Linked DNA regions of Homo sapiens: region 2 is linked to region 1. A link is an interaction called in ENCODE POLR2A ChIA-PET data of the cell type or tissue named here. Cell type or tissue: CD4-positive, alpha-beta T cell. All regions are shown on one strand. Links, peaks and the distances in the headings refer to the core of each region. The heading gives the core; the rest is flanking DNA. Region 1 overlaps FKBP5 (FKBP prolyl isomerase 5). Region 2 overlaps FKBP5 (FKBP prolyl isomerase 5).

What was found. ChIA-PET counts read pairs that join two places held together with the same protein. Peaks named below come from ENCODE experiments on the same cell type or tissue, not always from the same donor. Only the 100,000 strongest peaks of a DNase experiment are listed, where the experiment ranks them.
Region 2: POLR2A ChIA-PET joins it to region 1 with 9 read pairs; 9 of 35 experiments call an interaction of 5 or more read pairs at or near these places.

The regions. Positions count from the first base shown.
Region 1 is chr6:35,588,855-35,594,237 of GRCh38, reverse strand. It overlaps FKBP5 (FKBP prolyl isomerase 5), which reads left to right. Exons shown (of 11, transcript NM_004117.4): 7 at 3,018-3,108. Among named protein-coding and RNA genes, the nearest start is that of LINC03135, 48 kb to the right of the region's middle. RefSeq lists a silencer at 3,080-3,280. In CD4-positive, alpha-beta T cell, for the core only: no CTCF peak of the experiment used is centred there; no DNase peak of the experiment used is centred there; H3K27ac peaks cover 1,733 bases.
Region 2 is chr6:35,644,953-35,650,333 of GRCh38, reverse strand. The region is part of intron 1 of FKBP5 (FKBP prolyl isomerase 5); the gene reads left to right. Among named protein-coding and RNA genes, the nearest start is that of MIR5690, 17 kb to the left of the region's middle. In CD4-positive, alpha-beta T cell, for the core only: no CTCF peak of the experiment used is centred there; no DNase peak of the experiment used is centred there.

The DNA of each region.
Region 1 (5,383 bases), core at 151-5,150:
GGACTACAGGTGTGCTCCATCCTGCCTGGCTGATTTTTTTCATTTTGTAGAAACAGGGTCTTACTATGTTGTCCAGGCTGGTCTCAAACTCTTGGGCTCAAGCAGTCCTCCAGCCTCAGCCTCCCAAAGTGCTTGGGATTACAGGTGTGAGCCACCACACCTGGCCTAGAATGTCTTCATAATAAGAAAGTCATAAAACATTTCCAGACAATCCATTTTTCTTTCTCCTCATTGGGACAATATCTTCCCTTTGTATTGTTTTAAATACTGAGACTAATAAATCTTTTTTGTTTTAGGTCAAGTGTATATAGTTTTAACTTTTTTTTCCGTCCTTTCCTTATGTTTCTGTCACGCATGAACCCCAAACAAAAACACAGGCTATTGGTCAGGCAAGGTGGCTCACACCTGTAATCCCAGCACTTTGGGAGGCCGAGGCGGGAGGATCACTTGAGGTCAGGAGTTCGCGACCAGCCTGGCCAACATGGTGAAACCCCGTCTCTACTAAAAATATAAAAATTAGCTGGGCGTGGTGGTGCATGCCTGTAATTCCGGCTACTCGGGAGGCTGAGGCAGGAGAATCGCTTGAACCCAGGAGGCGGAGGTTGCAGTGAGCTGAGATCATGCCACTGCACGATGCCTGGGGTGACAGAGTGAAACTCTTGTCTCAAAAATAAAAATAAAAAAACAGACTACCAAGAGCCATAATGTCTAGTTATGAGGCAGTATGAGTCCAAAAAACCTGATTTTCTGGGGACACACAGGGTCTGAATTTAAACCTGGCTCTACCACTGCCTGTGTGTGACTTCTCAGGAAGCACTCTGTGTCTTTATCTGCAAAAAGGGAGCAATTGGTAAGAGCTTGTAGTCCAAGTGCTTCTTATATGCACATTAAGGCTTAATGGTCATTCATAGTCATTATTTGTATCTCTATTCTCTGGAGGAAACTCTTAATTCAAGGGCATTAACGCTGAATTCCTTCTGTTACCATAGTCTAGATTATCTTTTGGTTAGGTCTTGGGATTCCTCTTGTGGTGTTTTGTTTTTCAGTCAGATGAGTTGGGTGCCCTGGTTCCTTCTTCACCCAGGCTGACAACTTTCTGTGTAATATGGAAGTCAGGGTAGGTGCTGCCAGAATATCTTGGCGTGGGCTTCCACCTCTGCAGGATCATGTGCGCCACACGTATCTTGACTGAATCGCTTCATTTTAACCTGGGAGAGATTGTAGAAATAATATTTTTCTTTAGTCTTCTTTAATCCCATCAATAATAGGACACTTGGTGCCTCCCTTGATACAGCCCCACATTCCCCACAGGCAGATTTTCTCATCCTCAGCACTGTTGACACTTTGGGCTTGCTAATCCTTGGTCATAGGGGGCTGTCACGTGCATTGTAGAATATCCAGCAGTATTCCTGGCCTCTTCCCACCAGATACCAGTAGCACCCCCATAGTTGTGACAACCCATAATATTTCTAGACATTGCCAAAGGTTTCCTGGAGGGAAGAGGAGTTAAAATCAACCTGGTTGAGATCTGCTGGTCTAAGGCAAATGCCAGATCATTTGTTGCATTTGCAACTGCTTAGCACAGGACTCCAAATATAACATGCTCTCAGAAAATATGTGCTTAGCAAGGACTCACCTACCTACCTGGGTAGTTAAGGAATTTTTTTAAAATTTATTAGATGGCAGAAACAAGGTAGTAGGTATATACATCTAAGAGCTCAAAGTAGAAAATTAGGCATCACTTCTTAAAATTGGTCACTGGTAATTATGTCTTTGTGGAAGATACCCTTTGCCCCGCTCCTCATTCCTACCAGCTCTCGTATCTCTATTCCTCTTTTTGGCTCCAGCTTCCATTTTCTGTGTAACAGTGGAGGTGAGTGAGTAAGCATTTTTATTCCTGGAAAATCCAGGCAAAGGGTAAAGAAAGTGGTGCAAGCAACAAAATTTGAGTGTTCCCACTCTAGTCCCTTTGCCCCAGAGAAAACTGGAGGTATTAGATTAAGTCGGTTTTGACATCTTTCAACCTGTACCTTGAAAGCTTGAGTTTACTAAGTTTTTTGTAATACCATTTCATATATTAAAGAACAGCTTTGCTTGCAACAAATGGGAACATAATATATTTCAGTGAACACTTGACTAATATGCTGGGCCTTGTTCTAAACAAACACTGGGAAACAGGTGAACCAGACAGAGCTCTGCTACAGCTCCCATTCTAGTAAATATCTGCTTCCCGAATACATTTAATTTGCTGGAGATCTTACATGATCCCAAGAAAACAAATGTATATGTCCTCAGTTATTTTTTTCAGTAAGTTTTGGCTAAAAGGTATAGAATCCTACACTCTGATAGCTATAAGCCATAAGAATATTTCTCTAGAGGAGGTGTCAGAACTTGCTAGGGCAGCTATTTTTGAGTATATCATTATGTTATTTGTGTTTCTTCATGTGCTTTTAAAAAAACTTAAATAGTGTGAAAACTTTTCTCTCCTGATGTGTGAGCCTTTCCCCTTCACTTATGTGACTGGAAGTGGTACTACTAGAAGTGACAGCACTTTAAAGTTAAAAGCTTATTAAAACATACCTCCCGTGAGTACCACTCTAACAATTACAGTGGCTGTGTCTTCTCTGTCCTTTTTGCTGATAAAACTTAGGGGAAAATTCCTGGCAGCTAAATCATGGCCATTTTATTAAAAAAAAAAAACTAGATATGAAATCAAGTAGAGAAAAAGACAGTGACATTTAAAATCCCATGAATCAAGCTGCCCCAAGGAGTACAGGTGTTGCATTACATGTGAATGTGAAGGAGAAAAGAAAACTAAACCTAGCCTGGTTTCTAAGAAAACTGTAGCAGTGAAGATACTTCACACTGTATCTTCTGGTCAACATCTGGTTTGTCTTCAGGGTCTCTGACACATGTAGCTTGCAAATGATAGCTCTGTTGATGCCTCAAAATACTGAAGGAAGTGCCTGGAAATACACCAATCCTTTTAAAGTTTTATTTTTTACTCTCCATTTCAGATATGGTTTTGGAGAGGCAGGGAAGCCTAAATTTGGCATTGAACCTAATGCTGAGCTTATATATGAAGTTACACTTAAGAGCTTCGAAAAGGTGAGAAAATACCAACTTCCTTAAAATTATGGTAGGTTTCTTCTCCATCCACTTCCTATAAATCAGTATCTTATCTTAGTAGGTGGTATAGATAGATGGTGTTTATTCATTATCAAGTTTGTCTCTTGCCTCCAACACTGCTGCTGAAGAATAGAACAACTGACATAGCACAGCTGATATACAACGAAGGAGCTCCGTGTTCTTATTTTGTTCCTATGTGTCAGCTTTTTTTTTTTTTTTTAACTTTTTTGGGTAGAATCCAAGACTTGTTCCCTTATTTGTTCCTAGACTTGTTCTTTTTGTACTTTTTTTTTCCTGGGTTGAGGACAGAAAGGTTCACGTTCTGCCAAGTGGCTCCTTGGGGGAGTGGGGTGCAGCTTTTCAGAGCTGAACGGATTGTACCCTTCACAGGAGTCACGAAGAGGCCTGCACTGTGGCTCCAAGTTGTTATCCCAACTGCAAGTCCTCGAGGGCCACTAGGCTCTGTGACCAGAGATACAAGAAAGAAAGCAGCTAACCCGAAGCCATTTTTTTTTTATACTTCTCCAAGTAGAGAAGAGAGAGAATTTGTCAGTTGCCTTGGATTCCAGAAACAGCATGCCTCCTTGAACATATTTCCATCTCAGTTTCACTCTGGAGGCTCCCAGCAGCAGCCGACCTGGACACACACAGCATATACCTGAGCTAGGTATGCTGTTGTCTTCGGCCACGTGCCCCTGGCATTTCCAAAGCCCCACCCTTTGTGGAGCTCAAGGACTGCATTTGTGTTCCTTTTTTATTCCTGCACAGTGCTACCTCCACGTTCTGTACATTCAACTTTTTTTTTTTTGAGATAGGGTCTCACTCTTGTCACCCAGGCTGGAATACAGTGAGCGCGATCATAGCTCACTCCAGCCTCAACTTCCTGGGCTCAAGCAGTCCTCTCACCTCAGCCTTCCAAGTAGCTGGGACTACAGGCACACGCTACCACACCCAGCTAATTTTGTTTATTTTTTGTAGACATGGGGTCTCACTGTGTTGCCCCAGCTGGTCTCAAACTCCTGGGCTTGAGCCATCCTCCTGCCTTGGCCTCCCAAAGTGCTGGGATTGTAGGGGTGAGCCACTGTGCCTGACCACATTAAGCACATTAATATAAATGGAAACATGACCATTTATATTTTGTTAGATTCAGAAAAGAAATCATTGTCCTGTGGGCCTGTACCTTTGGGCTAAGAAAGTGAGGGGAGGCCTGCTTTGGGATTCACCCCCAGTAGTGACATTCCTAATCATACCTCTTCTACTTCATGTTCCCCCAAACAAACATATGTCTGGTTATGACCACTGATTGTTGTCATGTAACCTCTTCTGAAGGCCTGCTAGCTCAGCACTGATCCCCCAATGCTGTTGTCATAGCATATGGTGTTTTTTTATTGTTAAAGAGAGAGAAGATAATCTTTAGCATGTGGTTATTTAGACCTATGGCTTTACTATTTCCATTTTTGTAAAGCAGCCTCTTGCCCCTTCCTTCTCGTGGCCCAGTGGACATTGCTTATTTAGGAGCACTCTCCCAGTGGTGTGCCACAGCAAGCCTGTGCTCTGTCATCACTCCAAGAGTATATTCATGCACTGCTGCTTGGTATATTTGAAATCACATGAAGGTATATGATGTTGTTTGGGGCAATGTGATTTAATCCTCTGCCTTGTTAAGAATAGACTAGGCCAGGCTGGGCGCTGTGGCTCACGCCTGTAATCCTAGCACTTTGGGATGCCGAGGTAGGTGGATCACCTGAGGTCAGGAGTTTGAGACCAGCCTGGCCAACATGGTGAAAACCCATCTATGCTAAAAATAGAAAAATTAGCTGGACGTGGTGGCAGGTGCCTGTAATCTCAGCTATTCGGGAAGCTGAGACAGGTGAATCGCTTGAACCCAGGAGGTGGAGGTTGCCGTGAGCCGAGATCATGCCACTGCACTCCAGCCTGAGAGACAGAGCAAGACTCCGTCTCAGAGGAAAAAAAAAAAAATATATATATATATATATAAAAATATATATATATATAAAAATATATATATAAATATATACACACACACACATACACACACATACTTATATTCCAGGCATGGTGGCTCACACCTATAAATCCCAGCACTTTGGGAGGCCAAGGCAGGATTACTTGAGCCGAGGAGTTCAAAACCAGCTTGGGCAACATAGTGAGACCCCCCTCTCTGCAAAAAAATTTAAAATTTTCCTGGGTGTGGTAGCACATTCCTATATTTCCAGCTACTCAGGAGGCCAAG
Region 2 (5,381 bases), core at 382-5,381, 56 kb before region 1:
ATGCTATTCTTTTTTCCTTTTTTTTTTTTTTTTTGGACAATATCTTGCTCTGTTGCCCAGGCTGCAGTGCAGTGGTGCAACCATGGCGTGATACTCCTGCCTCAGCCTCTCCAGTAGCTGGGACCACAGGCGTGTATTTTTTATTTTTAGCAGAGATCGGGTCTCACTGTGTTGCCCAAGCTGGTCTCAAACTCCTGGGCTCAAGCCTTGACATCCCAAAGTACTGGGATTACAGGTGTGAGCCACTGCGCCTGGCATTCTTTTATAATGGATGAACATTTACAAAATAGTTTCCCAATTTAGTTGTTTGGATGTTTTTGTTTAGACTCTTAGCTAAATGATTCTCTACTGTATAGATTTATCTCATGCTTTTCAAAAACTGTATATTTTTATAGTATGCATTTGCCAAATTTTAGTCTAACATTCCCATGACCATCCTTTTAAGGAAAAACTTTGAAATACTTTTATTTAGCCATACGGTTAAAATTTAGCTGGAACTAAGTGATCTGTGTTTAGTTGATGAACTGATCCATGCTATTCTTGCATCATGACTTTTTCATCTTCCCTTGATTCTTTTCCCTATATGCATTTAAGCCTGTCTGGTTCTTTTCTCAAGCCTTTGCTCTCTACTCCCCTTTCACTCAAAGCATTTCATGTTTCGCCTTTATAACCCTAGTATAAGTATCAAACTTCTCACCTGTGACTTTTGCCTCTCTCTACATCTCTCTTCTACTTTTAACTTTCATGTTTACAATAAGCTACCTTTCTCTTATTTTCAGTTCTTACCTTCTCAAACTTCAGAGAATCCCCACTGCTTAGTGTTCTTGGGAGATGCTAGAGGTTACACAAAATGCCACCTCCCAGAAGGTCGAGGCATTTTTTTTCTTTAAAAAAAAAAAACCTTTTAGCCAAATACTTACTCATAAGAAATGCTCCATTTTATTCTCAGTAGTATCTTCAGAAAGATTTCAGAGGTAATTGCATCTACAAAATAAAGACTTAGTGCTAAGAAAATGAGCAATCCGATAAGAATATGTAAAATAAAAAACATTATTACTAAATTCTTTTTTTTTTTTTTTTTTTTAGACAGAGTCTTGCTCTGTCGCCCAGGCTGGAGTGCAGTGGTGCGATCTTGGCTCACTGCAAGCTCTGCCTCCCGGGTTCACGCCATTCTTCTGCCTCAGCCTCCCAAGTAGCTGGAACTACAGGCGCTCGCCACCACGCCCGGCTAATATTTTGTATTTTTAGTAGAGACAGGGTTTCACCATATTAGCCAGGATGGTCTCGATCTCCTGACTTTGTGATCCGTCTGCCTTGGCCTCCCAAAGTGCTGGGATTACAGATGTGAGCCATCCCGCCTGGCCTTTTTTTATTTTTATTTTTTGAGATGGAGTTTCACTCTTATCCTCCAGGCTGGAGTGCAATGGCACAATCTCCGCTCACTGCAACCTCCGTCTCCAGGGTTCAAGCGATTCTCCTGTCTCAGCCACCTGAATAGCTGGAATTACAGGTGCCCGCCACCATGCCCAGCCAGTTTTTGTATTTTCAGTAGAGATGGGGTTTTTCCATATTAGCCAGGCTTGTCTCAAACTCCTGACCTCAAGTCATCTGGCTGCTCTGGCCTCCCAAATTGCTAGGATTACAGGCTTGAGCCACCTCACCTGGCCACTAAATTCTTTTAAAAATCTCTTGAGCACACTAAATGATATATTGAATATAGCTGATGACCAAATGGTGTTGTAAAAATTCCATCAGGCCAGGTGTGGTGGCTCACTCTTAATAATCCTAGCACTTTGAGAGGACGAAGTGGGAGGATCACTTGAGCCCAGGATCACTTCAAGACCAGCCTGGGCAACATAGTGAGACCCTGTCTCTTCTGAAAAAAATAATAAAAAAAAAACATTAGGTGTGGTGGCACATGTCTATAGTTTGAACTACTAGGGTGGCTGAAGGGGAGGATTGCTTGAGCCCAGGAATTCAAGGCTGCAGTGAGCTATGACGGTACCACTGCACTCCAGCCTGGGCAACAGAGCAAGACCCTGTCTCTTAAGAGACAATAAGAAATAAATAAAAATTCCATCAAAGAATTTCTCTTAGGGTATAAAGCCAGAGACAAAGATGAAAAATGGGAGAAATGTCCAGTGGTTCTCAACCATGTCTGACTGCACATTAGGATCATCTAACATGGTTTTTGAAAACACCATTACCCTGGCCCCACCACAGACCAATTAAATCCAGACTCTCTGGGCTGGAGTCCAGACATCAGTAGCTTTTTTAAGCTCCTCAGGTGATTCTGTTGTTTAGCCCAGGTTTAGAAAAATACTTAAGAAACCTGAAGAATAATACCAAAATGTCCGAAGTCTATCTAATAATACTTCTAGAAGTAGAGGACAGAGACATCAAAGGAAAAGAAATAATGCTAGAAAATTTTTCTGGAGATTCTGCAAAGACTTGTCTTCAGCAGTTAAGGGCCAGAATATCAAGGCCCCTGCAGGAATTAAGGAAAGAAGACAAGTACCTTGACATATCCTTTCGATGGGTCTGAACTCCAAAAATAAGGATTATTATGTCTTCCAGAGAAGAAAAGATGGGAGCCACAGTGTGCACTCTGGAAGGAAAGAAACCTACCTGGCCTAACTGATCCAAACACAGTTTCTGCTTTTTCCCCCAGATGCTGCTCTCCAGTGCATTCCCCTAGCTCACTCCTGCTTTCTGGGGCTGACCCCAGACCTAGAGCTTCTCCAGGCTCCCTGGGAAGAGCTGCTCTTAACAGTTGGTGTTTGGGAGGCAACTTTCTCTTCTTTGCTCTCTCCTTCGGTCTGACCTCATCTGCTGTGTAGTGTTCAGAAATTCCCCCAAAGTTCTGGTTCAGTTAGGAACATGTCTTGTTTTCCACCTCAGAGTTTTGCAGATTTTAAAAACTTTTTCTTGTCATCCCAGCATCTTCCTGGGGAGAGGAAGTTGATGACTTAGTCCTGTCGTTCAACCTTTTTGAGGCCAAATAGGGTAAAATCATATTAAGGGGAATAATCCTGTATTCAGGTTCATCCTTTAGTATATAATGGTAACATTTGGATAGTCTAATATTTTCTGGGGTTTTTTTGTTTGTTTTAATATAATCCTTTGCTTTCTGCTTACTTGAAAACAGTAATTTATCCAACTCAGCACTCAGAGTCAGGGGAAGTGTGGTCTCTTAGCTTTGTTTTCTTCAGTAATTATTTGTTCCGAGAAGAAAAATAAGTTTACCAAAGAAATATCTTTCTGAAAACTCTCCTGTTAGTAGCATAATCTGAGGCAAGACACTGATATTTTAACAAAGAGAACAATACAGTAATTTACATAATATACATAGGGAATTGGTAGATATGGCTTTAAAATGACTTCTCATTTGGGGGACCTGATAGTTTAGTTATGTTAACTGAAATTTTTAGTACACTGTTGATAAAATATTAAGTGTATTCTCATTTTTCTGTTATGTCTCAGGTGTTTGCTGACTAGCACTTTGGAGAGTGTATGCTTATCTGCCATGTCCATAACAGAACGAACTGTGTTCCCTTTCTGATGCATTGGGTAGCAATTTTCCGCCTTTGGACAGTTCAGCACAGTAAGCTTTATCATAGATTAATATCCATAGCTACATAGTGATTTTAAATCCAGAATAAATCTAGGGTGAGGGAAAGAAGAAAAGTCTCTCTTATAAAAATGGTGAAACTGTCTCAGTGTGTCATTACAGTTTTTAGGAATTGTCTGTCCTTACTGTCTTTTTTATATAACATTCAATCAAGGAAAAAGTTTTATTTGTTTTGTTAGCTTACAAAAACCTATACTCCTAATGGCTTAACTGGAATTAAGGGGAAATACTTGGAAAATTCAGTTTATGTCTTTATTCTTCCAGCTTTATCTGCTTTTGAAAGTTCAAAAGTTTGTTTTCTTGTTGTTTTTATCTTTGTGTTTTAATTATTCATAGTACTTCTCTTCATATGGACTCAGTACTACTGACAAGAGCCATCCTCTGAGATTACTAAGATGACTTGCATCCCTTGAAGTGTTGGAGCCAAAACATGAAGAGCTAATTCCTTTATCAAATGGGATTTAGAAAGCTAGTAAATCAGCTTATACAGGTTGCCTATTTACTCGAATTTAAACAAGCCATTGTTTTCAAAATAGCAAGGTGAGAACCAAAAGAAAATGTTTCTTTTTTTCCTCTCTCTTTTTTTTGAGAAAGAGTCTTGCTCTGTCACCCAGGCTAGAGTGCAGTGGCATGACCTCGGCTCACTGCAACTTCTGCCTCCCAGGTTCAAGTGATTCTTGTGCCTCAGCCACCCGAGTAGCTGGGATTACAGGCGTGTGCCACCACGCCTGGCTAATTTTTGTATTTTTAGTAGAGACGGGGTTTCATCATGTTGGCCAGGCTGGTCTCAAACTCCTGGCCTCAAGTGATCCCACCCGCCTCAGCCTCCCAAAGTGTTGAGATTACAGGCGTAAGCCACTGTTCCCAGCCTGAAAACATTTCTTCATTGACAGTATTTTCATTTAAAAATTTAGCTGAACTCCAAATGATGAACATTCAAAAGAAAGCATTGTCTTTGGATGATTTGAAAGCAAGTGGCAGATATCATGACACCTCACCCCTAAATACTACAGCATGTGTCTCCTATGAACAAGGATATTACTCTGCATAAAACCATAATACTATATCACATTCCAAAAGGCTGACATATAGTAGTAATAAGCTAATATGCAGTCTCCTGTTCCAAGTTCTTATATTTTGTCCCCTAATCCAGGATCCAGCCAAGGATCACTGATTACACTTGGTTGTCATATCTCTATAGTCTCCTTTAATCTGGAACAGACCTCCCGTCTCTCCCTCTCTCTCTTTCTCTCTCTTTTTTTATCTTTTAAGAGATGGGGTCTCACCCTTCGGCCCAGGCTGGAGTACAGTGGCATGATCACAGTTCACTGCAGTCTCAAACTCCTGAGCTCAATCAATAGTCCTTCCATCTCAGCCACCTGAGTAGTTGGGACTACAGGTGCACGCCACCTTTTTGGTTCTTTATGTTGTTAACATTTTTTCAGGAGTGTAGGCCAATGGTCTTGTAGAGTGCTCCACAATCTGTTTTTGTCTTTTCTTCCTGGTTAGTTTCAGGTTAAACATTTTTGATAGGGATAGCACATAGGTGATAGCACATCTAAATCACATCACTACATCATATTAGGAGACAGAGTAATAGCACTTTTTTTCATTATTGGTGATGCAGAGTTTGGTTATGATGCAGATCATTTGTTAAAGTGTTATCAGTCAGATTGTTTTACTTGAAAGGTCTTTTTCCTTTTTTAATAATAAGTAATCTGTGGGGTACTTTCCCAATAACCTCTCACCT